Linked DNA regions of Mus musculus: regions 1, 2, 3, 4 and 5 are each linked to region 6. Evidence: chromatin loops called from intact Hi-C (ENCODE). Cell type or tissue: left cerebral cortex. All regions are shown on one strand.

What was found. A loop is a pair of places that touch in the nucleus more often than their neighbours do. Peaks named below come from ENCODE experiments on the same cell type or tissue, not always from the same donor. Only the 100,000 strongest peaks of a DNase experiment are listed, where the experiment ranks them.
Region 1: it touches region 6 in a loop (8-fold over the local background); 2 of 42 quality-filtered maps call a loop at or near these places.
Region 2: a loop joins it to region 6, with 10 times the contacts of the local background. A loop is called at or near these places in 2 of 42 quality-filtered maps.
Region 3: it touches region 6 in a loop (10-fold over the local background); 4 of 42 quality-filtered maps call a loop at or near these places.
Region 4: it touches region 6 in a loop (20-fold over the local background); 2 of 42 quality-filtered maps call a loop at or near these places.
Region 5: it touches region 6 in a loop (2.8-fold over the local background); 2 of 42 quality-filtered maps call a loop at or near these places.

What each region holds. Positions count from the first base shown.
Region 1 is chr14:86,747,076-86,752,075 of GRCm38, reverse strand. All of the region lies in intron 27 of Diaph3 (diaphanous related formin 3), which reads left to right. Among named protein-coding and RNA genes, the nearest start is that of Gm33025, 45 kb to the left of the region's middle. In left cerebral cortex, a CTCF peak has its summit at 3,123; DNase peaks (open chromatin) are centred at 1,875, 2,348, 3,011, 4,418 and 2 more places; H3K4me3 peaks cover 715 bases; H3K27ac peaks cover 1,851 bases.
Region 2 is chr14:86,245,768-86,250,767 of GRCm38, reverse strand. It overlaps 4930529K09Rik (RIKEN cDNA 4930529K09 gene), which reads right to left and starts at 4,798. Exons shown (of 4, transcript NR_040457.1): 1 at 4,675-4,798. In left cerebral cortex, no CTCF peak of the experiment used is centred here; DNase peaks (open chromatin) are centred at 1,108 and 2,896.
Region 3 is chr14:85,932,564-85,937,563 of GRCm38, reverse strand. No RefSeq gene overlaps it. Among named protein-coding and RNA genes, the nearest start is that of Gm32729, 240 kb to the left of the region's middle. In left cerebral cortex, no CTCF peak of the experiment used is centred here; DNase peaks (open chromatin) are centred at 1,889 and 2,277; H3K27ac peaks cover 1,243 bases.
Region 4 is chr14:86,622,216-86,627,215 of GRCm38, reverse strand. No RefSeq gene overlaps it. Among named protein-coding and RNA genes, the nearest start is that of Gm32969, 99 kb to the right of the region's middle. In left cerebral cortex, no CTCF peak of the experiment used is centred here; DNase peaks (open chromatin) are centred at 1,970 and 2,176; H3K27ac peaks cover 1,072 bases.
Region 5 is chr14:86,771,106-86,776,105 of GRCm38, reverse strand. It overlaps Diaph3 (diaphanous related formin 3), which reads left to right. Exons shown (of 28, transcript NM_019670.2): 26 at 3,404-3,499; 27 at 3,961-4,020. Among named protein-coding and RNA genes, the nearest start is that of Gm33025, 21 kb to the left of the region's middle. In left cerebral cortex, no CTCF peak of the experiment used is centred here; a DNase peak (open chromatin) is centred at 2,581.
Region 6 is chr14:86,156,447-86,161,446 of GRCm38, reverse strand. No RefSeq gene overlaps it. Among named protein-coding and RNA genes, the nearest start is that of Gm32729, 14 kb to the left of the region's middle. In left cerebral cortex, no CTCF peak of the experiment used is centred here; a DNase peak (open chromatin) is centred at 2,133; H3K27ac peaks cover 1,292 bases.

The sequences.
Region 1 (5,000 bases), 590 kb before region 6:
AATTTGATGAGTAGTACAATAGGCATGACTCGCCCCAACATCACCGCAGAGAGCAGAGCCGGCTTCAGAGGATTTTCAAGGAGAACAACAGCTGAGCACACCCAACGCTGCTGGGTGCTGCATTTACCTTGTTCAAGCCAAGGCTAAGAAAGGCAAAGTAACTCATTTAAGATCACAAAAGTGTCAAACAGCAGAGCCAGGAATTGAACTCAAATCTGTGATATTAACTTTCATACTCTAAATCATTTCAATAAACCACCGACCTCTGAGTATGATCACAGGACTCCTTTTTCTGGGGTGATACACTCTAAGAATCTCCAAAGACAAGAGAAGAGCGAGAAGATGGCGCCTGCGCTCCCTTCCTTGCTTTGTCAGGGAAATCGGAGCAGTCAGTCAGGAGGCTGCACTTGAGCTTAGCATGCACTTGAATCAGTGAAATAGCGAAAAGCTGTGAAGATGGCTGAAGAGAAAGACTAGGCAGTTTTCTTATAGAGGCCTTTGGAAGTAGAACTAGATAGGAAGAGGTCAGTTAGAAGAAATGTGTTCAATTTGTGGACTTTATCTTTCTTTCTCCTTTGATTCATTTAAAATAAGTAAATGCCAAGAGTGATGTGTTTGAGTCCATAAGAGCTGACAAGGTTTTTGGTTAAAATCCATTTTCATAGCACTCTATATTTTTCAGGACACTTTCATAATTCTGCTTCTATTATCCCGAAATGTCCATAAGCACAGGAGAAGTGTGCTCATACCAAATTGGATGGCAGGCCCACTCTCCTGGAGTTTGTTTCCCTGCCGCAGCTTCACTGTGTTTATTTCATTACAATTGACAAGGTTCATTATGGTCAAAATAAAAATGTAGGTATTTGGAAGCACTGGGCCTCGGGCAGTGTGCTGTGAAGGGATATGCTGTGCCTTGCTCACGGTTTACTCTTTCCCTGTCTCAGTCTCAGCACTACTGCTGCTCAAAGGAATAAAAACATTTCCATATACTGTAACTTCAGATCCCAAATAACATTATAATGAAAACTAGTGAGATTTTGCTCTTGTATTAACGTAGCATTTTTGCAATTATAAGAAACTTTGTTTTCCATTTTGCACCAAATAGTGTAATTTATGGGAAAAAAAAACTTTGATTTTGTATATTAGAACTGTGTACATAATATCCAGTGCTTTCGAAGAATGGAAATTATACACCCTGGACTTACTAGGAAAATCAAGTGTTTGCACGTCACCTGTAGATTGCACTGAGAGTAATATGAAGCATATTAATGGGTCTTTTTTATCTATCTTTTAAGAATGGATTTAACCCTAAAGTTATTTTTACTTTTGTCTTCAACACACATGTAGCTGAAGTAACACACTGTGATCTGATCTATCTAGATAGCGCTTTAAACTCCGACTCGTTTGTGCCAGACACTCAAATATCTGTGCCTTCCATTTGCAGCTGCTTACCACTAGTGAAATGATCGCTTTTTAAAATATTCTTGAATTCATGAGAGCAAGTGCTGAACGCATGCTTAATAAATGCAGACTTCTGCCTGCCAGTCTGTTTCCAGGCATCCTGGACCCCATCAAAACCAATGTGCTCAGTAGATTCAGTTTTTCCCTTTTCAGCCCTAATCACCTGCATCCCTAGATAAACACCCAAGGCATTTGAACGATCAAATTAGCATCAGTATGCTTCTCGGATACCTTGCTTTTTCCCACTTAGATTTTTTTCCCATTATAAAGTTTGTACTGAAGTTGTGAAAAAGAGATTGAAGCGTTAAAATTACAACATGACTTAATGTGTGTTCAAAGAAGCCGAACCTTACAGAGCTGACTTGCCTTTGAATCACAGCTTTGCTGTTTGGTAATCACAGATCCTGACTCTGTCTGCACGTCAGTTTCCGCAGATGAAAGCAACCATCAGTGGGCATCAGTTCTACCTGCTTTTTATAGGACTTGTGAGAACTACACCACGCCACACTGACGCACTTGCACTCAGTCTATGTGAGCTCTTCCTAATGATACTATTGATTCTCCTGCTGACAGGGACACTGAGAAAAAGACGGTCTTCTGGAAATACCTGAGTTTTACAGATTTCAGAAAGATAACTGGCATGTGCTAAAACTATGCCAAGTAGCCTTGTTGTGCTTTTCTTATGAGACACATCCTCGCCTTTACTTCCTTAAGAATGCTTCTGATACCTGTGAGAAGCACAGGCCCATACAGCTAGATAGCTGGGCTGCGGAGGCGTGGAACAATGGCCAGGGTAAGTCATTCTTAAGCCATCTACATGACTTTTTCCATCTTACTTACACTATTAGCACTAGACGGGTTTCAAGGACTTCTCACTTTGTTGCTTTGAAAGTCTCCTTCAAAAAGAGTGTGATAGCTATTCTCCTGTTTGATGTTAAGTGATTTCGAAGACCCCCAGCCTTGCAGCTCTCACCATAGGTTGCTTGGATACACTGTTCCTTCCTACTGCAACTACAGGCTTTTGGAACCTGGCTGAATATCCAGATGTGGGGAAATGCGTATTAATTAGTCATAGGTTACATACATTTATATCATCGAGCTGGCAGAAGGAAAAGGGCATTTGTAAGCAGCAGTGAGACAGCAAACACAGACTTGGTTGCCTTGGGTGCTGTTTAAAATTGAAGACAATATGAACAAGATCTAACAATCATTCTTTAATTGTTTTTGAAATTTCAAAACGATAAATCAATGACATTTCGTAACTGCCAGTACCTTGATGAGCTCTGCAAACTCAGAAGTCAGTTATTGTAAATTATACTTAAATATGATGGCAGAGATCTCTGTGCCATGAAGAAAGCGCCTGATCTATGGCTATTTTGTTCTGTACATGGTACAATGCACTACACTGTTCTAAGCCAAAGCCCTGTGTTGTCTGGGTAACTCCTGTTGCCATAGCAATGAAATTCTTTTGCGGGAGCAGGGCGAATGCTAATTGTAGCCATTTGTTGTTCCTTCTGTCGATCCCTTAACTAGCACAGTTGTAGAGCAGCCAGAGACACTGGGTGAACAGCACGGAGTGCCCCCAAAAGCATTGCTGCTGAAGGCAACCGGCTGCTCTGCTTAAAAAATCATGCGAGCAGCCTACAGTGCTGAGAGTGCCACTGTGTGGGCAGAAGCACAGCTTGACTCAGACCCTGACAACTGTTGAGCTGGGACTTAGAGGGAGAGAAGACTGCTTAAGACCTGTTGCGAAGGCACTGATGACATGAAGATTAATTTGACACCAGCCCCTCAGAGGTAGGTGCTGGGCAAATCATAACACCTGTTCATCCAGGCCTCCATTCAATATCAGAATGCCCGGAGGCTATAGGAGATAGATCGATGGTTATGCTTATTTCCATCTGAAACTGTATTACTGTGTCCTAGGGTAAAAATATTCATTTTGTCACAACCAACCAATTGCCATTCACTTAGGTATTGGATTCGGCCTGTGTTGGTAACTCCCCCTCTCTTCATAAGCCCTTATTTTTAGAGACTTATTATTTAACTGCCAGAAATGAGCTGAAACTGAAAATCAGCAGAAATGTGAGCTCACTCCTTTTGGAAAATAAAAGATATAGTGATGTCTACCAATTGCTTGGTCTTTCAAGCTAGCTCAATTTGAGAAAATGTGCTTAAACCTGGCAAGTAGTAATTCCTCATGAAACCTAATTGCTACAGGCACTTGAGGAAGAATAATCATCATAATTTTAAGGAAAAAATGTGAGTTATGATTATGCTATTATATCTTCCCTTTAAAGTTGTATTGACCCATAAAATGGTTAGTTCGTGGGATTTTTAAATTTTACTCCACCAGAACTATATAAACACAGTAATAAATTTTGAGGTAGTTTTTGAGGCAAAATGTAGCCTATCTACTTTCTAATTGAACAGCCTGGTGGTACATCCTATTAAAATTGAATAGAACTAATATTGTGGAACTGTTACATCAAGCCGATTCCTACTATCAGCTTAATGTTTGTTTAGTTTCGGGCAAAATTGGTATGCCGATTACCCAATAATAGCTAAAGATAAGATAGAGCGCAGGGAGGAAAGCCTAATGTTTGAAACAGACTTGCTGCAACTTCTAAGACTTGTGTATTCTCCACTTCTAGAGTTTAAGTGAGACAAGAATATTTTAAAATAATACTACTTCTTTGTAAAATATATGTGTATATATTTTAGATATTCCTAATCCCTATATGATAAAGGCTTATTTTATTAAATCATTTACTTTAAAATTAGTCTGCACTTTCCAAACACTGACTCTTCAGCATGACAGATGATAACAACTTCAGAATGTGAGGAAGATTCTTCATGCCTCAGTCAATGGAGAGAGATGGCGTCAGGTGCGCCAGCTACAAGTGCTCAGCTCCAGGAACAAATGAAGCCTAGAACACCCACGCACCCCAGGCACAGAGAGTGTGTGCGTGCGAGACAAAACTTAACAGTACACCAGATGATTCCTGGCAGAACGGACTCACAGCACAGACTAGCTATGCCAGCCCACCCTTGCTCTTATATCCAGAGAGGAAAAACACCTGAAACTTTGTCTGATGAAGCATATTTGGTCATAGAGTACCTAACACTCAAATGTCATAAGGGAGTCACTCTGAGAGACGTAGAACTCCTAGCCACCTTATTCTGGGGATAGCACTATAAGCACTGCTAATAACTGTGAGCCAGGGCCTACAATGCAGAACTGTGCAACAGGTTGCCCTTAGTTTCTATCTGGTAGAATAGTTAAAACAAGGTACCGTTCTTAGGGAATGTCTAGTGAAGGACAAGCCCCTGGATTTTTCTTTTCAATACATTTGACTGCAGCTTCCCCTTCCTCCACCCTTCCCCAGATCCACTCTCAGCCCCGTCTCTACCCCCACGGACATTAACCAAACATGGCACTGCAAGATGCATTAAGACCAGGTGCAAATCCTCACATCAAGGCTGGGTAAGGCAATCCAGTAGGAAAGGGTCCTGGTAGCAGGCAAAAGAGTTAGAGA
Region 2 (5,000 bases), 89 kb before region 6:
TTTAAATGTGGGCAATGGTTAACAGCAGTAAGAGTGAGGTAAATGTAAGGAGGGAGGAAGGGGTAATGATTCGGAGCTCGGAGCTTCTTTATTGCCTTTGCAATTCTGCAGCTCAAGAATAAAAGCTATTATGGCAATCTAAGAACAAGTCTCTTCATAATCAAATGCTAACAACAGTATCCCCTTTCCAGCCTTATTGGAAGACAAGGGATAGAATACTCAGTAAATTCTCATTTAATTAGTGGTAGGAACAAGGTATCAGCATTTAAAAGAAAATCTCATCAGGTGGAAGAAAACAGGGAAATAGAAACCACAGTCAATATTGTTTTGGACAGGATCTTTGTTACAAGATAAAATTAGTGGGTAGAAGTTTGAGAAGAAATTTGTGTACTTTTTCAGTCATACCCCTGAACTACATATTAGCTAAGGGGAGCTAGTAACTTTCTTAGAGAGACCTTGTCGAAGTGACCGTAACAAAGCATGTGCCTTGGATGTCATTTGTGAATAAGGCATGGGCATCATCAACCCCTGAGATAATGATATAGAAACAAGCCACTTCCGTGCTATTGTGTGTAAGCTACCCACTCAACCCAGCAGAGCCACTGAGGCTCCTCCTCTGCAGTGCTGTTACAGAAATGTACAACTTCTTTCTTAGCAGGCAACGTTAAAAATGCATGCTGAAAGAATTCTAACAAACAAACAAACAGAAAACCCAACAGACAAACAACAACAGCATCAAACCCCACCAGCCTTCTTTGAAGGGGCAAACGATATGAAAGACAAAGAAAGGCCATGAGATTATCCCAGATTAGAGGAAACTAAGACAAACATCAGTTAAATGACACACTCCACTGTGCAAATAACAGTAGTGAGGAGCCTAGGTACATGGTGTTAGGATGAGCAGTGCAGTTCAGATTATTGTAGCAGTGTGGTTTTTCCCGAGTCTCATCTCCGTAATTTGGTCAGATAAAAGAGAGCTTTCCTAGGAAGCAAGCGAGGAATAAATGAGAACTCTTATATTATTTTCACACATCTTCCATGAATCTAAATGAACTTCAAAATGAGCGCTTAAATAAACTCAAACAGGCTCCTATGCAGCCGAGAGTAAGCACTCTGTCTGAAGATGTGCTCAATCCTCAACAGAAGCTGTCTATTACTAAACCTGGCTGCCACGTCATGCATGACCAAAGCTGTGAAGAAAACGTGATGCGTTTCTGACCTTGGAGTGTCTTTAGAGATAGTGAGGGTGAGCATCTTCAAAGAGTGGGGTCTTGAGAAGTATTAGTAATCAAAGGAGATGTCTGCATGATGTAGCAGGAATTCTGTGTTCCCCCACCCCAAGGGAGGAACTAAGAGAACACTCTCCACTTTTTTAATGATGAGTTTCATCCTCTCTTAAAAGCCCAAGTTCTTGCCATCTGATTTTGTGATTGTTTCTTTCAGTTTTGGAAAAGAGGATACATTTTAAGTTTTGTTTGTTGTATGAGAGGAAAAATTGTCTTCATAACAGCATTTTTTTTAGATGTTGAGTAGTTTCTAAAGCTGAGGAATTATCTCAGTTTAATTGGAAGAAAGGTAAGAAGGAAGGAAGCAAAAAAAAAAGAAAGACCAGAAAGAGAGACAGAGACAGACAGACAGACAGACAGAGACAGACAGACAGACAGATGACAGACAGACAGACAGACAGACACACACACACACACACACAGAGAGAGAGAGAGAGAGATTGCTTATTTTCAAAGTTCAGTTTTAGAAGTGTTTCTTTTCCATAGCCAATATTAAATACATAAATTAATTAATTAAATAAATGAAATAAAATAGTAATTCCTTTATTCCATATAAACCACTGAGAGTTTAAGAACAGAGACTCCTTTTGTTATGTAAGACAATCACAGCTTGCATAGGCATGCTTGTTTCATTTGTAAACACACATCATTTGGGATATTAATTTTATTCAGTTTTACAACAGCTTAAAGCTCTTATCCCTTGCAGAAGAGTCTGCTGATAAGAGTGGTGACTTATATGTCTTAAATGGGAGCTTTTGAATCTTGTAGTAAAAGCCATTGAGCATTTTCACTACCTGATGACGACTTTGAATCTGTAGGCACAGTCACAGTGCTCTGAACGTACTGTGGTTGTTCCTGTGAGTTGTCCCACACCTTTGCTCATGCCTTTGTCATGTATAATGCATACATGTCGTGTATAATGTCGTGTATACCAGGGCTGATAAAGGTGCTTTCCTTGAGTCGTGCTGTAAGCAGTGATGCTATGATACATTAAAAAAACAAAAAAACAAATGTACTTGATACACGGCAAGTTCTAAATATATATCACTATTTTGAAACCTATTAATTATTTATGAGAAGAATTGAGAGAAAATGGAAGGATAGATTAAAGGAAAACACCAAACCTATGCCAAGTTTTGGGGGAAACTCAACATAGAACCTAGCCCTACATTACCATATTTTGTACTTGCTTTTGATAGGTTTGGCGATCATTGTTGACTAAATGGACAAAACAATGCTCTTGCTAATACCCTCAGCTCCTTAACCCCATCCACTCCTCCATCAGGACCTACAATGAGCCACCTCTCCTACAATGAGCCACCTCTCCTACAATGAGCCACCTCTCCTACAATGAGTCCACCGAGTTTTATCCCTGAGTACTAAAGCACTGCCTGAGCATGCTCCAGCACAGAGCCAGCTCTCTCACTTTAGATCCTCACACCCCTCAAGGGGTCTTTGGCATTGCTCAGAAATTGTCTCCTCAGTAACCAAACCGTGCCTCCCCACCCAGCACGACTTCAATTTCAAACTTGCAAGTTTTACACCTCCCACCCTCTCATTCTTAACTGAATACCTCACTTCATGTTTCATTCAGAAAATAGAAAACACAGAATGAAAACTCCATCTGCCCACAACTAAATCTAGAAAACCCGGTTCACTCGCCTTTGTCACTGTTATGTTCCCACCTGTTACTATGGAGGCCAATCTCTCTCCTGATGCTCTCAGCCCCATTGCCTCACTCTCAAGGACACTGCACTTCCTGATGTTGCTTTCTGAATGGCTCCCTTTAGCCCCACCGTCTTCATGAGGATGCAGACATGTCCATATACATCTTTTCTTAAAATGCCATCTTCCTTTAGCTTGACTTTCCCTTTTCAGCTGTGTAGATTTTTCTAGGTGTCTTCACAGTCTCCTTTTCTGAATGCTTACATGTTCTTTGCTACCTGTGCCTCTTCCTCCTTTACACAGTCTCCATCCCTCAATGATCTGCGTTTACCTTCTATTTCATTGAAGCTGGTAACCTTATTGTTAGGTCAGCTAAACTCAGTCATGTAGTCCTAACCGCAGAAAGCCATTGCTCAAAAATCCAGTTCATCAGCTCCGTCTCCAATCCTTCAGCAAATGAGAATTTGGTTTCTAATTTAGGTTCCCATTCATTATTTGAGAGAGAGAAGAGAAGAAAAGAACATCACCTGTTAAGCTTTTGTAATCTAGCATTTCCACGAACTCATCTAGAACACTGGAAAATAAGCATAAACAGATATTGGAACTAAATGGAAAGACACGTTCTTGCAAATGTCTGCATATGTGGCATTAGTAAGTACGGATCATGCTGATTTTAACCTTAGTGGGTTATATCAGTTAAATCTGATTCTTGACTCAAAGCAAAGATAATTCTGGTTAGACGGAGGCCTTAGTGCGCGCAGGCTGAGCAGCAGTCTGGGCCAGCAGATGCTGCCCCGAGTCAGCCAGGTGCGGCGCCCATCTAAATGGTGTAGCCAACGTGTGGATTAGATTAAGTGAAAAATAATCTTTTCATCCTAATTAAGACTTGCCTCAAAACAACCAGATCTTTAACATATGGAGTGAAAGTAATTGAATTTGAGGAACTCAAGAAATTGACAGAGAAATGTGTCAGATGGCAGACAGAAATGGAGAGAAGGATTTAGAGTCAAAATAACTTGTGAGTTTGGTAGAAATCTTCTAAAGAAGGATAAAAAAAAATTCAAGAAATGTTTTGTTCAATTTTGAATGATTTCCCATGAAAACATATTTTGTTTTCTTTTTCAAAAAAATAAATTTTTGTGTTTGACGTTAACTGTTAGGTATTTGGAAAATTTACTTGTGAATTACATGAATCATCGCATTCTCTAATGGTGATGTGGCTCACCTTCTAATCTACATCTTGAATTCATCCATTTCTAAGGCTTTCCATTGCTTCAAGCAGAATCCCAGACAGTAGCATCTCTTACCTGGGCTGTTGTGGTTGTACTCCAGTCTCCCTCTGATCCCCCCCCCCCCCCCGAGTTTCCCTCTACACAGAAGAGAGAATGACCTTTTACATATGTAAATCAAATCATACCAGTCTCCTGCCTGAAATCCTACAGTGGTTCCCATAGCAATTATGTAAAATCCGCATTATTTTCCATGACTTGCAGGGACCCTGTGTAATCCCATTCCAACCACCTCTCATCATCTTTCCTTCAGACAATTATACTTTGTCTGTGTCCCAGTTCATGTTGTTTTTTTAGAGGATGCAAGTTTTCTTCCCTTTGCCCTGAAGCCTCCCTCTTCTTTCTCCTACCTCCCTTCATACAGTACTTATGATCTCTTCAGAAAGGAGTCATTTTCCAAATCAGTTCAGAGCCTCCCTTTCTCATCTTCTTACCTTTTTCTCTTCACGTTAAATGTTGTGCTTATGGCAGATCTGTGGGGCCATGAAAGGCAGCCTGTTCTGGTTGAATGAGGCTTGCTCCAGTGGGTGACCCAGTGGAGACCCAGTAGGAAACTCTACAAGGGATGGAACAGTGAGCCACATTCCCAGAGACACCACAAAGCCCGCATCACCATAATTCTGCGACTATAAGTTACACAGACAATGTCCCAAGCTTCTGACATTCTGGCTAGATTCCGTCCCCACAGTTACCTGACTATAGCCAGGTATGCACCTCCGCACAGTTACCTGGCAACAGCAAGGTAGCTGGCCCACTATAA
Region 3 (5,000 bases), 220 kb after region 6:
CAGATGCAGTGAGAGTGCATGACAAGGATGGCCTATATGTAGAGGAGGGGGACATTTTTCAATCACTTCCTGAAGGCAGAAAAGCAGGTAGCAGATGTAAGTACTGTGGAAATTCTTGCTTGCTAGTCAGAAGGCAAATTTTCTGATTTTTCTTTTTCCGTCAGAACAAAGAGAACCGGCATGGCCTGAATATCAGGTTAGAATCAGGTATCAATATCTTTAGCAGATGTGATGAACGAAGATGAGCGAATCAATAGAAAATTATAGTTCTCTTGGACTGACAGTATTCCTGGCTCTTGTCAAGTTCAGTTTTCTGCTGTAGGATGATTAGCATCATGCAGGTGCTTTTGAGTTTCTTGATGCCTAGGTCACACTTCCCATCAGTGAAATCAGAATCTTCCAGACAGTCCCCAAATTCTCACATTTCTAGATATTTTGGTTATTTTAACAGGAAAACAAAGTTGAGAATCACCAATGAAAAGAATACAGCAGGTCAAGTGTACACAAGGGAGACACCATTAACTTGGTAATCTAACAGTCACATTGTGGAAGTTCTGGCTCACATATTTGAGGCTCTTGTGGTAACCCTTGCAGTCTCCACCCTCATCCCACCTTCTACACATGGGTGTTCCCTGAGGGAGTTTGCAAAAATCCAGGAAAATAAAACAGAATAAGAAGAAGCAAAGAGTTAAGAAGTTAAATGTGCAATCCCTCCTAAATGTATTCCAGAGTAATTTACAGTTTTAATCAGTGAGGCATTCCAACACTATAGTCAAGTCCTGCTGAACAGCACTGAGCAGGCCAGTCTTACATAGGGAGCACACAAACCAAGTAGGTGGTTGTCTCACTTTTGACACGGTAAATCACTCCAAACGCTATATTTTGACAAAATGTGCTCAGAACAACGTGAAATACATTTTTCCTTATATATTTTTTTGCTTAGCTGAATTGTATCTACTCAGAGTGAGGTACTGATGCAATCGGACAAACAACAGTTTAGGTCATAGCATGAGACAGTTAACGTCAAAACTAACGTGTGGAAATGCCAGTCAATAATTTTGACATTGAATAATTTATTTTCCGTTAAAATATTGTCACCATTTTAAAGAAAAGTACACTAAGCTCTGATTACACTTCTACTGTTTCTGCATAACATACATATATCTATACTTTGCTGTTGCTGTTTTTGAAATAGGGTTTCACTTTTTATTCCAGATGGACCTCAAATTCATGAAGTATATTTTTAATTGGGTTTATTTAAATTACTTTTTTTGCATCAAACTTGTTGATGAAAACTGTTTTAAAACGTTGTTAATTTTCTGCTTTAGTTTGTTTATTGTTATAAACAAATAATCAAATATCTTCCTGACAATTTTAAGCTCATACACTACTTGAGCACTGCAATTCAAAACATCAATTTCATTTGAACAACATTATAGAGGCAGAAAACTGAGAGTACCTTTTACTGACTATGTCTAGACTTGTTTTTCATTTGGTTTTTAGTCTTAATTAAAATATGTGAGTGTGGTAGAGGGTTATTTTCTTATAAGAAGAGGCAGAGTAATTCTACACTGAGATGCATACCCAAGAGAAATGGGAAAATTTCCAGACAAAGTCAAACATACAAGTGTTAACAATATTCTTTTCTCAGTCAAAGGACCAGAGGTACTCAATAAATATACCTGATAAGTAGGTAAACAACATGCTGTGTAGTTATACAGTGAGATGTTATGAGAATTAACAAACAAGGAATTAGTCCTAACACCGGCTACCACCTTAACAATCATGAAGACATGTTAAGCAAAACCTAAGCTATTTGCAGGATATGCTTTCTGATTGTAATTAATATTTTCAGAACATGAAACTCTACAAAGCCTACATGCTTGGGACATTGGGAATTGGCAGAAAATTGGGAGTGACTGTTAATGGACATGGCCTTTTTTGGAGGAGATGATAAAATGCAGCAAAATTAGGTAGAAGGCATGGTTGTATAATTCCATGAATATGCGAAAACTACTGAATTAAGTAATTTAAGAAGTCAAGTTCCCTTATATGTAAATTTTATCTCAAGAAAAGCTTTTATTTAAAAGAGAGAAAGTCTGCAGTTTTCTTAAATTTACTGAGGATTCCTGTTCGCTTAAGTTAAATTTTATGCAAATATCTCCCTTCTTCTATTCACTTTGCTTGTTCTAGCTAGAATGGATTACAGTTCACCAAATGATGAATTTTTAAAACATTCTTTGACGTGCTCCTCCTGAATTTTCCTGTGACTCATCTGTTCCTCAGGACTTCAGCTTTCTTCTATCAATAGCTTCAGTCTTATGAATCACTTTTTCTAAAAATTTAGTTTCTGTCTTTTCTTTTTAAAAATAGCCTACTGGAACTGCTGTAAGTGGTTCAGTGATAACATTTCTGAACATTTTATTATACAACCCTTAGTTTGCTATTGTTGGTACTGTATTTTCCAGCTTTCTCTATAAATAAATACTTCACTCATCTTTTACACTGGAAATATATTTTGGAGAACCCGTGTTTTTACTACAGGATAAGCATAATGCCCTGAAAGCAAGTATTCCCATGGAAATAACCAAGTGGAAGAGGTTGCATTTCAAATTTGAGATTAAATGCAAATGTCTCATTAAAAAAGCAAATTCTTATTTCAAAGTTATTCAATGGGATGGGACTCAAAATATTCAATCTGGTTGCATTTAGCGCACTGAAAAAAAAATCTTATTCAGAAATGTTCAATGGACTCGGAGCAATGCTAGATCAATCTGCTTCTGCCTCTAAACTTCTGTGATAGTGACTTCTTTGCACATGCTGTTCTCTTCATCTGGAAGCTCTTGCCCATCTTCGTCAATCTTGTGACATTTTCTTAAAAACAGGGTTTCAAATTCCACCCCATCCAAGATAACTTTATTGATAAGCCTGACTTCCCAATGTGCCAATGTTACATCATCTAAATATTGAAACATAGTTTGTGTGTTAGATATTTGAATATTGTAATATCTTATTAGTAATATTAGTTCTTGGGTGTTTACATTGTATGATAATGAGATTTCAAATACTTCAGTAGTATGTATATGATTTTATTTGCATATGTTTCATATGTTATATTGTCGTATAAAGTTATTATGCAGTCATTTTGGTCATTATGTAGATAGTGGGTAATTTACCAGGACTGCTATAAAGTGTTATATGAAAACAATTCATGTTTAAGGAAATATCTTTATTCTCCTATCTCTCAGACATTTCCTTAACTTGATTTTATCTTTTCACCTACTGGTTTACTAGTTAAATATGAACAAGTAATATATTGATGAATAAAAGAAGAAAGAATAATATGTGACTATCAAAAGGAGTTTTCTTTGTAATTATTATTTACTTTGGAGAAATTTAACAGAAATATAAGGGATGAAGTTTAGTTTGAAAGAAATTATCAATACTGAATAAAATACTATACAACAAAGATTTGCTGGAGTTTTAGTAGGAAATTTTGTTGTAACCTTCAAACACAATTATATTAAGTTTGCAGTCTACCGTGTCCAGATAGTTCTTTGAGCATGGTACAAAAGGGAGGACTCCTTTTATCAGCAGAGCTTCCTTTCCTTTGCTTGATCTTTTCTGGAAAGTGTCTATAAGCACAGATATCTGACCTTATATAGAGGCTGACCCTGTACAAAGCTTCCTACAAGAACTGTATGATTCAGCACATGAGTCCTGCTCAGTTCTTTCCTACTGTATGATAATTAGGTAGTTTTGTGACCAATCTGTCCTTCCCACCCATAATCCCAAAATCCTGTGAGGAAAGTTGCCTATGTCCAGGTTATCAATTCAACTTTCTTTCTCCTGATAAGAACCTGTCCTGCAAGCGCCTGGAATTCCTCTTGATATAAATCTAAGCATTTCCAGCACCTTTGCCCTAGCTAATAATGTGCTCTGGAAATCCCAACCTACTCCCCAAGTTCTCTACAGCCCCTGTTCACCCTGAATAGAGCTGAGCTGCTTGACTGAAGCTGATTCCTGAAGTGATTCTGTCATACTCATGGTTGTCCAAACTCTGCATTCCTCCTAACTCTCATAGGCTGCTGGCCAACAACATATGAGGAAGGGGAGGCCTACAGGCCACGTTCACTTTGTGTGGCATTACAGACTCATAATAATTCCTTTGAAAACTGATTTGAAACAGAAAAGAGGATCCTGAAGAGCCATACAGTGGATCTGACGGTCTCCTCTACAGTAGCAAATGGTTTTCTTCAATTAGGCAATTTGCTCCTTCATTGAGCACTGGCTGTGTCACTGCCTATATACACCTTTTCTGTCAAGGTCAATACAATATTTCCTACTTTTCATTCTTTGTGGTACATGCAGCAAGCACGTGCATGCGTGTGTGTGTGTGTGTGTCTGTGTGTGTTCACATGCACAACCAAGTGTCTACTCTGTGTATAATGTGTGAAGGCAAGAGGTCAATAATGGGTACTTTTCTGAATTGCTCTTCAGTTGATTTTTGTTAAAGCAGAGTCTCTCTTTCTGAGCCTACCGTTCTCTGATTTCAAAGACTGGATGCTCAGCAAGGTGCAAGTATCCTCTCATGCCTACTCCCTCAAAGCTTGGATTAAAGTGGGACACAACTTTTTCTGGCTTTTTTATGTGTGCCCTAAGGGATTGAACAGAGGTAGATCTTCATGAGTGAGTAGCACACACTTTACCAACAGAGCCATATCCCCAGGCTGTCTTTGACTTTTGATTTGGGAATTAGTATTAGTTCTTGATGGTGAAGTAGTTGTCTGTCATGAAAGAAGCAAAATATTTGGAAGATAGGACTTAAAGTGTATAGTCTTACAACTAAGAGCCCAAGTGCATGTTGATGAGACAGTGATTGTTAGTATATATCTGGATTCTTTATCCAGAAAACTCATAGTGCCTAATCCTTACTACATCTCACAGGTAAGAGTTACATTTCACGATCTTGCTCTCCATCCCTTTTCATTCAGTGATGA
Region 4 (5,000 bases), 470 kb before region 6:
TCTTTAGTATTGATTCTCTGGGAGATCTGGCTTCTTTCATTCTCAACCATTCACGTGTCCAGAAGAAGCTTGGCAGAGAGTAGCAGGCATTGACAGCCTGAACCCCCTGGCAGATAGCAGAATGATGTAGAGCAAAGGAGAGGGACGGGGGCCCACACTTGGACTTGCTACTGGGTCTGGGGAAACCTCCATCCAGGAGTGGAAAAGACTTGAAAGACATTGACTCTGATGTTCTCTGCAGAATGCAACACCATAAAAAAATCATCTATGCTGTCCAGGAGGGAAATAAGCCACTCTCTAAATTGTCTCTCTCATTCCCCCAGTAGAAACTTTTCTTTAAGATTCGTTTCTTTGTAGTCAGCTGATGGCATGGTATACACAGAGCAGCCAACAATGGAACAGCTCCAAGGCATTAATGACATGACTGAAAACAAGGGAAAAGCAATAATAATAATAATAATAATAATAATAATAATAATAATAATAAATTGGCCCAGACAAGTCTTTGGAGTGCATGCACAGTGTTAAAGGTTTGCATAAAATGCCTCTGTGCATGTATACATGTATGTTTGTATGTGTATATGTTATGTGCATGCCTGTTCATGTATGTGTGTGTGTGTGTGTGTGTGTGTGTGTGTGTGCAGGCATGCATGTGCCACAGCTCATACGTGGAGGTCAGAGGATACCCTTGTGTATCCATCCTTGCTTTGCACTTTGTTTGAAAAAGTGTCTTTTGTTTTCAGTTGAATAAACCAGGCTAGCTGGCTCTGGACTTTCTCAGACTCTCCATTTCTAACTCCCATACCAAAATAGGAATGTTGATTTTACAGAGTTTCATATGAGCTAGGGGATCCACACTCAGGCTCTCAAGTCTGTATGGCTGGCAAGTTATTTGCCCTCTGAGCCGCCTCCCCAGTCCTTTGTTTTAAATAAAGAGTCCTAGAGAGAACTAAAAGCAAAGCCTTTAATCCTTTTACTGAAGCTTGACAATAGGCAAGAAATCTTCCAACAAGCAATAATGATCAACAGTATGCCAAGAGAGTCATTTCTTATCGACAGACTTGGTATGTCACAAGATAAGATGGCTCACATACCTCAGAATATTATAAGGGTGTAGTGTGGTAGCTAACAGCTTTGAACCCCAAGTACAGAACTGAATTCTAGCCATGCTAAGTTCATGATTGTGTGAGCAAATGACATTTCCTTGTGTATACAAAAGGGCAAGATGATTTTGAAAGGAAATAAAACTTGAGACATGTGATTCATGTAATTTATGTCAAATAGCCCAAAGAGTTCTTTGTGAGCTTTGAAACCTGGGGCTGAGAACATAGCAGAACAGGCCAGGATATGCCCGGGCAGGCCCGTCGTTACATGTCCTGACTGGCCTAGTGCCTCCCTATCTCCCGCCGTTCTGACAGTCTGTTGATGTTTAAATGGACCAATCATGTAAAACCGCGCCAATTCCTCCCCCAGCCCCACCCCTTTTCTATAAAAACCCCTAGCTTCCAAGCGTCGGGGTCGAAACCACTGTCTCCTGTGTGAGATACGTTTCGAACCGGAGCTCTGCCATTATGGCTCCACCATGTGGTCTACACCTCTGTCTCCTGCGGGAGATATGTGTAGGCCCGGAGCTCCGTCATTAAACTACCTCATGCTTTTACATCAAGATGGTCGTCTGTTCGTGATTCTTGGGTGCATGCAGAATCGAGAATTGAGTGGGGGTTTCCCCACTAGATTCTTTCAATTTCATGGCTAAAACCATGAGAAAAAAATGGATGTTTGACTCATGCTTACATAGCGCAGGTGCTCTCTATACAACCAATGTCACGGCTGATCTTGCACAGTGCTCAAGTCTGGGTGTTTTGTGTCACTCAGAAACACAAAACCTAAGAACATGCAGAGAACATTTGGTCCTCCTACTTCTCCTTGACATATGGGGTGCTAAATATAATATTTAGTTCTGAAGGGTTTCCATGAAGATGCTAAAGCCTGGTGCATACCTTTTTAGTTAAAACGTATATGAAAAGGGTAAAATCTGCATAGTAAGGTTCCAGAATAGTCTTCCTCAGTGCCCAGAAAAGGAACATCTGGAAGGACAGACAGGGTACTTCCTGGTCTGAGAACAAATGTCTGATTGTTAGCAGGCAGGCTTCAGTGGGAAGCTTCCAGCTTACTGGGTTGCAGACCTACTACAGCTCTCCTAACAGTTTCATGGCTTTCCCAGAACAACCACATGTCCCCTCACTTCGAAAAATCTCTCCCCTCAGAGCCCAGCACATCAGCACTCCTCCCCAGCCCACGGACTGCTCATAAGTATTTTAAGCACATGTAGTGGAATTAACAGAAAATCTATTTATAGTACTTTTTCTTCTTGAGGAACTTGAAGATAAAATTTGAGAGATGCTGAAGTCCTCCTGGAGCTATTTCGGTACCTGCAGAAAGGTAGATTAGAGAGATGAGTGCCGTCTGATGAGAGTTTAGAATGGTCTCCAGGCAGCCCAAGCTGTGCTTCCAGCCCACTGGCAGGCCATGGCAAATGGCTGACACTAGCTGTGCCTCAGTTTTCCCATATGCAAAGTGGAGATAAAAATATACCTCCCCATCAGGGATGTTCCGAGGATTAACGAAACAATATCAGAAAAGCACTTTGTGGTGTTATATATCCCAAAAGGTATTACCATTATAAAATGCACAATATAAGACTCTATTTTTTACTTTGTGACTTTGATGGCATGAACAAACTTCACCCTCCAGCTTTTTAATATGATTATAAGCCCTTTACAAGAATGTGGCTTTCACTTTGCACAGCGGGATACATAATATTTCTTATAAATTTAATTTAGAAAACGGCAGGAAAATAATGTTAAGGATTTGCCTTAAACCCACTAAAGCAAGGCAATTCCATTAATACTGCCACTCCATCTTTAACTTGGCGCATTGTGCCTTAAGATGACAGTCTCCCAGATCCCTGCTATTCTTCTGAACAATGAAGGTAAACTTGAGAAACAGGACACACTTTGTCTGTGCTTTTTTTTTTTTTTTCCTTTTTCTAAACCTGCCTAGTCAGATCCTTAACAACACCCATAGTGTGTATTTCTTCTTTTGAAGCAGTAGTTGGAAAAGTTCTTCCATAAGTTCCATCTTAACTTCCCATCATGGATGCCCTCTGTATTAGACCCGCTGCTGACCTACAACTTCTGACTGCCTGTGGTCAAGGAGTCCTGGAGCAAACTCTGCATGCCGGAGGGCAAATGGAGCTTCGAAGCTTTTAGGTGTTGGTGTGATGTGAAAAGCTCTTCTCCTTGAGAGCTTTAAAATTAGCTCACAGCCTTGGACAAATGCTCCTGTTCGAAGCATTTCTTCTGAATCTCCCCATAGAAATTTCATAACTGCTGCAACCAATTGTCTTAAGCCTTGGAACATAAAATAATGCAAATTCACTACCTTTAGATTCCTTGGGTTAAAAGCCCCACATGGTTCTCACCAGATTGAAATCAGGGCATTCATGGAGTGATGAGGAGACCCAAATCTCTACAGTGGTGGCCCCTACTTGCTTCTGCATAGCCTGAAATAATGACTTACTGCTTCCTATATCCCCATTTGACGTCCTCTACTGCTCCCTTATTTTACTTCCAAATATCTTTTTTTTTTAAATTAGGTATTTTCCTTGTTTACATTTTCAATGCTATCCTAAAGGTCCCCCATACCCACCCCCCCAATCCCCTACCCACCCACTCCCACTTTTTGGCCCTGGCGTTCCCCTGTACTGGGGCATATAAAGTTTGCAAGTCCAATGGGCCTCTCTTTGCAGTGATGGCCGACTAGGTCATCTTTTGATACATATGCAGCTAAAGACAAGAGCTCCCGGGTACTGGTTAGTTCATATTGTTGTTCCACCTATAGGGTTGCAGTTCCCTTTAGCTCCTACTTCCAAATATCTTAATTGTCAAAAAAGAAAAGGATAACATTGGAGAGATCTCTCCACAGATAAGAGAACTTGCTGCTCTTGCAGAGGATCTGGGTTTGGCTCCCAGAACACACATAATCAAATAGCTCATGCCTGTCTGTCACTCCAGTTCCGGGAAACTGATGCCCTCCTCCGCCCTCCACGGACACTGCACAGACATGGCACAAAGCCATGCATGTAGCGAAATATGCTCATACTTAAAATTAAATAAATCTAACCAATATTTAAAAGGCGAGAACATGGAGGTGGGAAGGCACGTGTTTGGGATGTCTCAAGAAAGTAGAGGAGTCAGGAGTAGATATGTGTTGTGGTAAATATTTGGGGGTTTCTACCCCACTTAAGATCATTTAGTTCCTAAGTAAAAGACACAAGCCTTTATGCCGCAGACCCTCTGGGTCCCTGTGTCTGCGTGGAACGGGGTCTCTCGACGCAGGTGGGCAAAGCATGGATGAGCAACAAACAGACACACACATGAGAGTTCGTGTGGAATCTGAGTGTAATTTTTGAATCGAGCCTCAGACTTTTTATGCAGAGGACAATAAGGAAGTTGGGTGACATATTCGCAAGGTACAATTGAGGTAACCGGAATCTTACATAAAACAGAGGAATGCAAACACAAAAGGTCTAACGGGAACCACCTGGGATAGAATTCATTGATAACAGCTGGGATCAACAAGGGCTCCAGCTAAGATTCACTAATCTTAGAAGCCAGGGTCAAGGGCTTCGCGTCCTTGCCATAGTTCCTATTTTAGTCTCTTGTAAAGTCCACCTTCCCCTTAGGCCATTATAAATACGAGTGTATGGGTGTAACTCTGCTATAGTATCTATTCTGGTTTCTCCTTTGGTCTGAAACTTCCTTCTTCCTTAGTGATGGTAAATTCCTGTGTAAGGGAGTGACTTAGCTTTTACAATCTTACTGAATTCCAAGACCATGATCTTGCTCAAGGACATTTCTAGGACTGTTGGAACACTGGTGGAAGGCTTAAGCCATGTCAGAATTCAATTTTAAAAAGCACTTATAATAAGAAAATAC
Region 5 (5,000 bases), 610 kb before region 6:
ACAGGGGGATCATTTCTTTGGGCACTCAATTTTAGAGATTTTAGTCCATTATCAGCTGGTCTCATTGTGTCTGGGCCATGGTAAAGGCCATGTTCCAGGTGAGGACAGAAATGCAATGCTCATCTCATGGTCACCAAAAGCCTGGATACCAGGGAGAGGCACCCTGAAAGGAATAATGTGCCATCTCCTAAGCATTTGTCACCTCTCAATAGTTCATCAAATATCTCATCAGTGGACTGGTCCATTGCTGAGGGTTCAGCTTTCTCTTCACAAGAGCTATGCCAACTAAGCCATTAGCATGTGGATTCTGAAGACATTTTAGATCCAAACCCTCACACATTTCCTGTCTCTAGGAAATCATGTCTTGGTGACTGAATTGCCTGAGCATGGCTATTTTCTGTCCCTACCTTACTGGCAACTGAACCACTGCTTACCTGGAAATAATTCTCTTCAGAAGCTAGAAATCACTTACCTCCTGTCTTTTGACATTCAGTTTGCTATCGAGAAGTCTACCCCATCCTCGGGTATTTCCTTTGTAAGTTGTTTGGGTTTGATTGCTAGTTTTCAGACTTCAGGAAGCTTGTAGAATGCACTCTTTCTTGATTGCATCAATTTTAATGTTCTGTCTTGGCTGAAGAAAATGGCGTGTGGGCCCATGCTTTATGTTGAGGACTTTCACAAGTCCTTGGGGTGCCATCTTACTCTTACTTGTAATAAGAGAATGTCTTTCAAAATAGTGTGCCTTTGTCATACCCTGACATCACCTGCTGGTCACTGTGGTCATCTCCCACTACCATAGCACCTAACCATCACTGCCCCCCATCTCAGAATTCTCCCATACTTCATCTTCCTCCATCCATGCGCACCAAGACCTCAGCTGTTCCTCAGCTGCTGCCCCTCCTTCCCATCCTCACCTCATTGACTCTACTTTGGAAGTCTCCTCCCAGACTGGCCTTTCCTCAACACTGCACTTTTCAAAGTTCCATTTACAAATTATAGGAGGCAATGTGTTATTCAGTTCTGCCGGGACACTATTTCAGGTGGTCTATTTATTTCACAGAAGAAATGAGGCTATATTTTTATGTAAATTGACCTTATTTCTTAGGTGTATAAGTAGAAAGATGTATGTATAAAGATTTAAACAGCTTTATACATCTTTTAATTTTGCACATTTGCCTCCATCTCTACTTCTTCTTCCAAGACCTCTCTTCTTCTGATGGTGTCCACCCTTTCACATCTACCCCAGTCTGCTTCTGAGAACTGGAGGGAGTTCTCGTTAATTTGTACAACCTAGGTATCATACGTGTGTAGTATTGCTCCAGTGCACAATACCATATGGCAGGTAAACATGTGTTGGATAAGTATCTAAAACACACCTAGCATGGGAAGAACATCCTCCTTATAGCTTGTCATCTTATATATTAGTTCTGTTCAGCATGAATAGAGTTGACATGCCCACAAGTCTATTTAAAGTTCAAATCAGAGGTTTTTAGCAATGATATGAGGCATGATTATGTCCCTAACCAAGAACATAGGCAAATATAATGGAAGAGACAACTTGTGTCTATGAAAATAATTGAATTTTGCTACCTATAAAAATTAAATAGAACCAGGCAGTAGTGGTACATGCCTTTAATCCCAGGACTCAGAAAGCATAACAGGTAGACCTCTGTGAGTTCCAGGACAGCCAGGGCTACACAGAGTAAACCCTGCCATGGGGTGTGTGTGTGTTTGTGTGTGTGTGTGTGTGTGTGTGTGTGTGTGTGTGTGTGTGTGTGTGTGTGTGTGTATGTGTGTGATGAACGGAATAAGCTCTTCCTCAGCGATCCCTGTCTTCCAGGACATACTTGTCTCCTAAATAGTACAGTCTAGGAAACAGCAAAACTTTCCAAAGGACGTGTTATCATGTGTGCACACTAAGTTAGCACATATGGGGCAAGGCATGGTCTCACATGGTCTCAGTTTCTGTCTTGAAGTAGTGGTAGGAGCTCGCTTGGGGAAGACAGTGTAAAAGACCCTCATTATAGAGAGCTGCATGTTCAAAGGCATGAAAAAGGGAGACTGCAGCCGTAATAGAGTCAACACCCAGCAGTAACTTAGCGCCCATACAGTATAATCATCTAGAAGCAGCCATACTCAGTTATAACTGGTTTACAATCCAGGAGCAACACCAACACTTTTATGTTCTCTTTTTCTCTAAACAAATTCTCTATTTTTTTCCTGCTTTTTATTTGCAATCAAACATAATACTAAATTTAAAAAAAAAGCAAATTCTTTCATTTATTTAAATGTTTACTTTCACTGATAACTACCTTAAATATTTAATATTACATGAACTTATGTATAGCAAAAATATACTTGAATTTGAGTGTAAATTTTTAAAGATTAGGTAAGTAGTTACTTATTAAATTGTCTAAAATATTTAGTGTACTTTACAGTAAACATTGAAATGCTTCAGAATTAAATGTATGTGTAAATTGACAACCTCTAAATACTTGGATTCTCACCCACCATTTTTGATCACACCTCCAAGGTTTAGCTCTCATCTAAAACTGTGCGGCAGGAGCAGATGGCAAAGCAGCTGACGCATAGTTCTATGTCTGCATCTGTTTATAAACTGTAAGGAGTGGGGTTTTGTACTCTGCCATGGTCACATGTCAAGAGTTGTCTATAAAGAGAGTGTGGCTCCAAAAGGGGGAAATAAAAACAGTGAACAAAGTTCTTAGGAAAGAACTAGCTTAAGGAATGCTATCCTTTAAATTCTTAAAATCATCTCTGAGTTTACCATCTTACTTGTAAAAGATAACTTTCATGAATCATATGAAAGCTTGTCAGAGGGCAATATACATATTTTATCTATCAGCAGAATTATATATCAGGGGTGTGTGTGAGTGTGTGTAATTAGAAATATATTCATTCATAGAGTCCTGCATGAAAATGGTAAGTTTTCTTTTCTATGGTAAGTTTTGGCAGGCCCAGCTTCTGTATAATAGGCACTGTACCATACACCTGGTCGCTTTTAGAAACTAGTTTTATGCTTTAAAAAATAACTCATTTCTAGGAGAAAAAAATATGATTTATGATGACTGCAGACACTGAAGTACATTCCATCTAAACTCACCGTGCCATTGGTCTATATAAGCAATGCTCCACACTGCGTCTGAGAAGCCCTGTCCTCTTTAGTGGGCAGGACACAGACACACTGTTGAGATGGCTCTAATTAAAAAATGGCTGATTTAGGACAGAGCTGGAATTTTTTTTGTTGTTTGGAAATTCCTGGTCTAGTTCTGATGTTCTGTCCTTCTGCTCTCTGCCACCACCATCGCCCGCATTTGCATGTGTGCTTTGACATTGCTCTGGTAACCCCGAGGGTTGATGGAATTCCCTGCATCTCTTTTCACAGAGGGAGATGAGACAGGAGTGATGGATAGTCTGCTGGAGGCCTTGCAGTCAGGGGCTGCCTTCCGCGACAGAAGAAAAAGGACACCAAAGCTGAAAGGTGAATTCTTTTCTTATCTCATGTTACTTTCTAGGGAAGAGCGGTTTCTCCCCTTAATTCTTTTAAAGTCATTTGTCACAAGAACAGTGCTGTGGGCAGAAATTGTTTCTAACTTTCCTAAATTTGCTTAATCCCTTGCAGAGACAGGTGTCAGAGAGAGATGCATTCCAGTTGGCTGGTGTCAGTAGTGCATTAACAAATCGATGTGCATTGAAGCTAGACAATCCTGACCGGTGTGATGAGTCTCATCAAGAGACCCATATGCACCTTGCCCCAGTGGAGGTTAGCGTCCCACAGTTAAATGTGGGGTAAAAGTCCAAGCATCACTGTTCCGAGTGTTTCAGGGCGGTCAAGCATTGCACCATCACTGAAAAGACCTAAGCTTGGGAAAATCACAGGATATTCTTTTACTTCTTAAGTCAAACATACAGATACTAAGTTTCTCTCTCTCTTTTTAACAGATATTCGGCAGAGTCTCAGCCCGATGTCTCAGAGGCCTGTTCTCAAAGTTTGTAACCATGGTAATAAACTTTATTCATAAATTGCATGCTATTCTTACCTGCTTTTATCCTGTTGGTCTGTGATTTTTACTACACTGCTATTGAAGTTCTCAGTATAACTCCAAGAGTAAAAAAATGCATAGATGTTTGTCTTTGCTCTGAGATGACGGGCTCTGTTTTCCATACTGCCTTATTTCCTTGAAGTTATTTCTTCTGTTTTTCTAATTAGGTCGCAAGTGAATGTTTTGTTATAGTTGTATTGTTTGAAGTTACATTTGCACACTTCTGATCAGAGTTGGCTACGGCGGTATTTCAGAGCAATGCCATTTCATGGTAACTACTTTAAAGTTGCAGATCCACTAATCATCAGGATACATGTGAAGTATTGAGACCTGTGTTCATCTTTCCTTGCCTTGTTTGTCAGTGCAGTTGCAAAGAATTCAACTTTGGAGAAACTGTAAATACAGATGCGTCGCATAGACTGTTTACAGTGGACGATGCTACAGTTGCTAAATGGGAGTGACTTATCTTCATCTCTAACATTTGCCAAGGAGTTGAGTTTTTTAAAAGATCCCATATGAATGCCTTCTATCCTGTCTGTGACTCTGTCTTAAAAGCGTCTGCTCTTACTCATTTGGTTTCTGTTCTGGCAAGTCTCTGTTCTTGGACTCTGCTTATGTCTGTCATCCATGTTCATACTTTGTGACTCCCATTGCCTCATGCTGAGGTTGTTATCAAAGTTGGCTGGATTTAACAGAAAAACTACCTGACAGACTTCATCTGAAGCACTGGGGAGTGCTTTCGAGTTCCTTTCTGTGAGTATTAAGGTGTGACTAAGAAGGTGTGTGTATCACACTTGTAAGGGAGGTAAAATAGTTAACGAAGGAAGAAAATCCAGAGAGTATCTGAGTGGTCAGAATATTCTTAGTAAATGGTTAAGAAATGACCAGAAAGATTAAATCTGTAACAGAATTTTAAATAGACCTGTCAACTTTTTAGTG
Region 6 (5,000 bases):
TGATCATTACCAACGTAAACTAATACAGTTATTACAGAAAAGAGTGTGAATACTCCCTCAAAAAAATCAATCTAGTATTTACTATATGATCTATATCCCACCCTTAGGTATACATAGAACAGAAATTTAAAAAGCATTTTGAAGTGCCTCTTAAGCCCTGTGTATCATATTTAATATAACTAAGATATGAAACAATACTAGACATCTGTCAGTGAATATGTGAATATAGAAAATGTGATTTTGGCACATGCACAGTGTAGTAATTCTCTGCTTGAATAAAAGAAAGCATGATACTTGTCACAATGTACATGGACCTGGAGGGCATTAATAGGAAATGTGTAAGACAGAAACACTACATGATCTTATATGTAGGTGGAATTAAAAAAAATGTTGGTTCTCATAATTGAGAATAAAAAGGTGATGACCAGGGTCTGCCATGGAGTGGTAGGATGGTCAGGGTGGAGTGGGTAGAGCTGGTTAGGAAGGTATCAGCTAAAAAGTGCAAAACTTCAGTTGTGTGGTAGAAATAAGCTTAAGAGGTCAATTGAACAGCATGATAGCAATAGGCCGTGTTAGTATGTTATATCTTAAAAATCTCTAAGAAAGTAATTATATATCTCAATATAAAAGTAAGTGTGATATAATGAAATTTAATTAACTCAGTTAAGTCATTCATATACATATATCAAAATAATATTTTGCATATGTAAGTACATATGATTTTAATTTATTGATTTAAAAATTAGTCACAAGGAATGCTCCTAAGTTTAAATTTGCTTTGATTAGGTAATAATTTGGGATATAGAAACAAAACAACAGCTTTCTATTTATTTTGCTTTAGCATCATGTACACAGGCTTCTCCAATGCCAACAGATGAGCGGAGAGTTGGCTTTGAGTCCTAATGGCCTAACATGGTCTTTCTATGACCTTTATTCTTCCCATGACACTTGCTTGCTGAGTCTCTCAGTGCCATTCACTCTCTGTTCTACACTATCATGTATTCTCCAGCCATATCATGTGTATCTGTTAGCCAATCATTTCACTATTTCCATGGCAACCAGTCTCCTTTTATATGGTGATGGAATGGACACCATTTCAGGGAAACAAAAACACCCTCAAAATTTCCAATGACACTAACCTATCCCCAGTAGGTACACAGGAAAGACATGATTAATTATGCCTCATGATTAAGATCTTGTCAGGATGATAAAAACCCTCCCTTCTTGGCAGAAAAAGTTACTTTTTGGAGACTTCTGTAAACTGTGAAATTCTAGGACCAGGAATCAAGCTTCATTTAAATATGACTATGAAGAATTTAACACTTAAAAAAAAATCTGTGAGCTATTTTAATAGGTACATTTGTACCAGTTATCAACTCCTTGGGAATCATTAAATGATCTCATATGGTATGTTATTTACAAAGTCCAGTATGTTTACATCAATAGAAAAATTGATAGCCATGCATTGAATGTACATCAAATTATATGTTATAATCACTATTTTGATAATCATGCTTACTGGAATAATGATATGACAGATAAAGGACATTTGGTGACAGATACTTAAAACTTAGTCATGAATGTATGAAGTGCCAAACTCTGCTGTAAGGCTGCCCTCTAAAAGCCCCATAATAAAATCAATGCCAAATTTTCATTTGTTAAAAAACAGAAGATTCCTGGATTGTACTGCCTCTGAATCAGAGGGGAAGAAGCATTTTCTGAAACCCGTCTTTCAGACAAATATCAAGTGTGACTTTCATAACGATAAAGCAAGAGAGTCACTGATGTTGGCACTGTGAGCTATTTATGAATTTTGAATCAAAGCACAGTAGGACAAAGCAGCCTTTTTCTATCCCACCTCAGTACAGAGGGTGGACCAGAGACGAGAGAGCTGGAAGGCTGATACAAGGCACTAGGTAAGGAACCGTGGATAAAGTCCAAGTGAAGGGATAGATTTGTTGGCACGACGATGCAAAGACATAGAAAGCCGAGACTAGGAAACACGATGATTTACTACGTGGTCACAATGTAGAGCAAAGGAGTTTGGTGATTGCGAACTTCTGTGATGGTGGGAACACGCCACCCTTTTCAGGGAACAAACTGCAGAGGAGGACAGTAGCAGCTGCTGCCTGTGAATCCATGCTGATCTGTAGGAGGCTTCATATCCCACACATGTGAGTCATGCTGTGTCTGCAAGTACATGTACCCATAACAAAACTCACGCTAGCTCTGTTCCACAGATGCGGCATCTCCCTACCTGACTCATGAGTAAGAGGTCTTTAGAGAAGTGGGTGAAGCCCAGAGATTTAACGATACTGTGCATGATTATTGGGTTAAAGGCTTGTCTAGCTTTTACTTTAGAAGGTATTGTTATTCACTTCAATTTAAAACCAAGCATCACATGATAACAATCCTTACCTTTGTAGAATGTACAGCATGGAGTTTGTATATTAACATAGGATTTATTCCATCTATTCTTGCAAGCAGTGTTCTGTGCTAGACTGCACAAGTCATTTTTCTCATATCTGTGAGGAGAGATTTGGTTGCTTGCTGCCTCTCCATGTGAGATACATCTGCATCTACAGTCTTCCTTATCTTGCCTTTAGAGACCAAACTAAATATCACCCCTTCCAAAGTTTCTCCAATCCCCCTTCACAACTTCTTCCTCTCATTGCCTGAATGTTCTACACACGATATATTATTCCTGTCATTTCTTTGCATTTAGTGATTCACTCATCTTGATCTCTATCTCTGACCACAGCGTAGGTCAAAGGAAACCCTGTAGACCAAAGCTGAAGTTATGTTTGCATCTAAGATCAGGAGTGTCAGAGATGATAAAGCATCAATAGACCTGTCAGTCAAGCTCTGACTCAAGATCCAAGACATTCAGTGGATGTGAGAGGGTTCCTATCACATCATATGAAGTGTTAAAGTCAGGATCAGGGTAAAAAAAAAAACCTGACACTTCAAATTGTGGATGAACGCCCTTAAAGAAAGCCAAGTAAGAACACAGCTCAAGTCAGTTCTCTGTCCTGAGGGATTCACTTTCCTAAAGTCTGCATTTTTTTTTCTTTCTGTCCAGATCTCAAGAGTCATCACAGAGGGCGCACCTAACATCCTTGTCTTTTCTGTATCCATTGTGGTTTTTGAATCTACCTAATTGTGCTCTATGAAATGTGCTATTCAACAAGCATGAATACAATTCCGATATCCTTTCCCCGTTTGATCAGTTTGGATCTGCAGAGAATCATCTTTATTAACTCCAGCATCCCACAACAGCCTGCATTGTCATTATCGATGACATTTTACCTTCTTTTTTTTTCTTTTTTTTTTTTTGTCAGATCCTTTTAGAAAGCATTCATGGTTGAATCAGTTTTATCTACAGTTGAATTGAAAATGTGCTGGGTGCGCGTTAAACACATTGTGAGAGTGCAAATAGGCAGCATTTCCAGATTCCCTCTGTCCTTTAATTTTGTCAGTCTGCTGAAAAGAGCTATTGATTGTGTCGGAGATGACTTGCTCTTTTGTAAAACTAGGCTGCTTGTTGTTCAGGATTCCATCATCCTCCAGGTTTTGATAAATTCATCTCATGGGGCATGTTTTATTTTTTTCCACTGTTGATTTTAGCTTTACCTGGCCATTATGAGCAAATTCATTTCTCCTGTGTTTTGTAAAATGTGTATTTACACCCACATATGTTAGGATCCTCCCCTATATCATACAGTGGATCTTACAATAACTGAATGTATACTATTTAAACTACACATAGTAAAGGTGTTGCAAAAGAGCTTTTTAAAATGTAAATAAAGTGATGGAAATGTTCCTAAACAGAACACCAATGGCTTATGCTCTAAGATCAAGACTTGACAAATGGGACCTCACTCGTAAGAAGGACACATGCTCAACTATGTTCATAGCAGCCTTATTTGTAATAGCCAGAAGCTGGAAAGAACCTAGATGCCCCTCAACAGAGGAATGGATACAGAAAATGTGGTACATTTACACAATGGAGTACTACTCAGCAATTAAAAAGAATGAATTTATGAAATTCCTAGGCAAATGGATGGGCCTGAAGGGCATCATCCTGAGTGAGGTAACCCAATCACAAAAGAACTCACATGATATGTACTCATTGATAACTGGATATTAGCCCAGAAACTTAGAATACCCAAGATACAAGATACAATTTGCAAAACACATGAAACTCAAGAAGAACGGAGATGAAAGTGTGGACACTTTACTCCTTTTTAGAATTGGGAACAAAACACCCATGGAAGGAATTACAGATACAAAGATTGGAGCTGAGATGAAAGGATCGACCATCTAGAGACTGCCATATCCGGGGATCCATCCCATAATCAGCCCCCAAACGCTGACAGCACTGCACACACTAGCAAGATGTTACTGAAAGGACCCTGATATAGCTGTCTCTTGCGAGGCTATGCCGGGGCCTAGCAAACACATAGGTGGAGGCTCACAGATGGATCACAGGGCCCCCAATGGAGGATCTAGAGAAAGTACCCAAGGAGCTAAAGGGGTCTGCAACCCTATAGTTGGAACAACATTATGAACTAACCAGTACCCTGGAGCTCTTGACTCTAGCTGCATATGTATCAAAAGATGGCCTAATCGGCCATCAGTGGAAAGAGAGGCCCATTGGTCTTGCAAACTTTATATGCCTCAGTACAGGGGAACTCCAGGGCCAAGAAGTGGGAGTGGGGGGGGAGGGAAGTAGGGGGTGGTTTGGGGGACTTATGTAGCATTGGAAATTTAAATGAAGAAAATATCTAATTAATAAAACAAACAATCAAACAAAAAACCAAACCAAACCAAACAAAACAAAACAAAACAAAAAAAAAACTGCAAAGCTTCTGTAAAGCAAAGAAAGGACACTGTAATAGGACAAAACAGCAACCAACAGATTGGGAAAAGATCTGTAAAAACTCACATCTAATATATACAATATCTAATATATGCAAAGAACTCAAGAAGTCAGACTC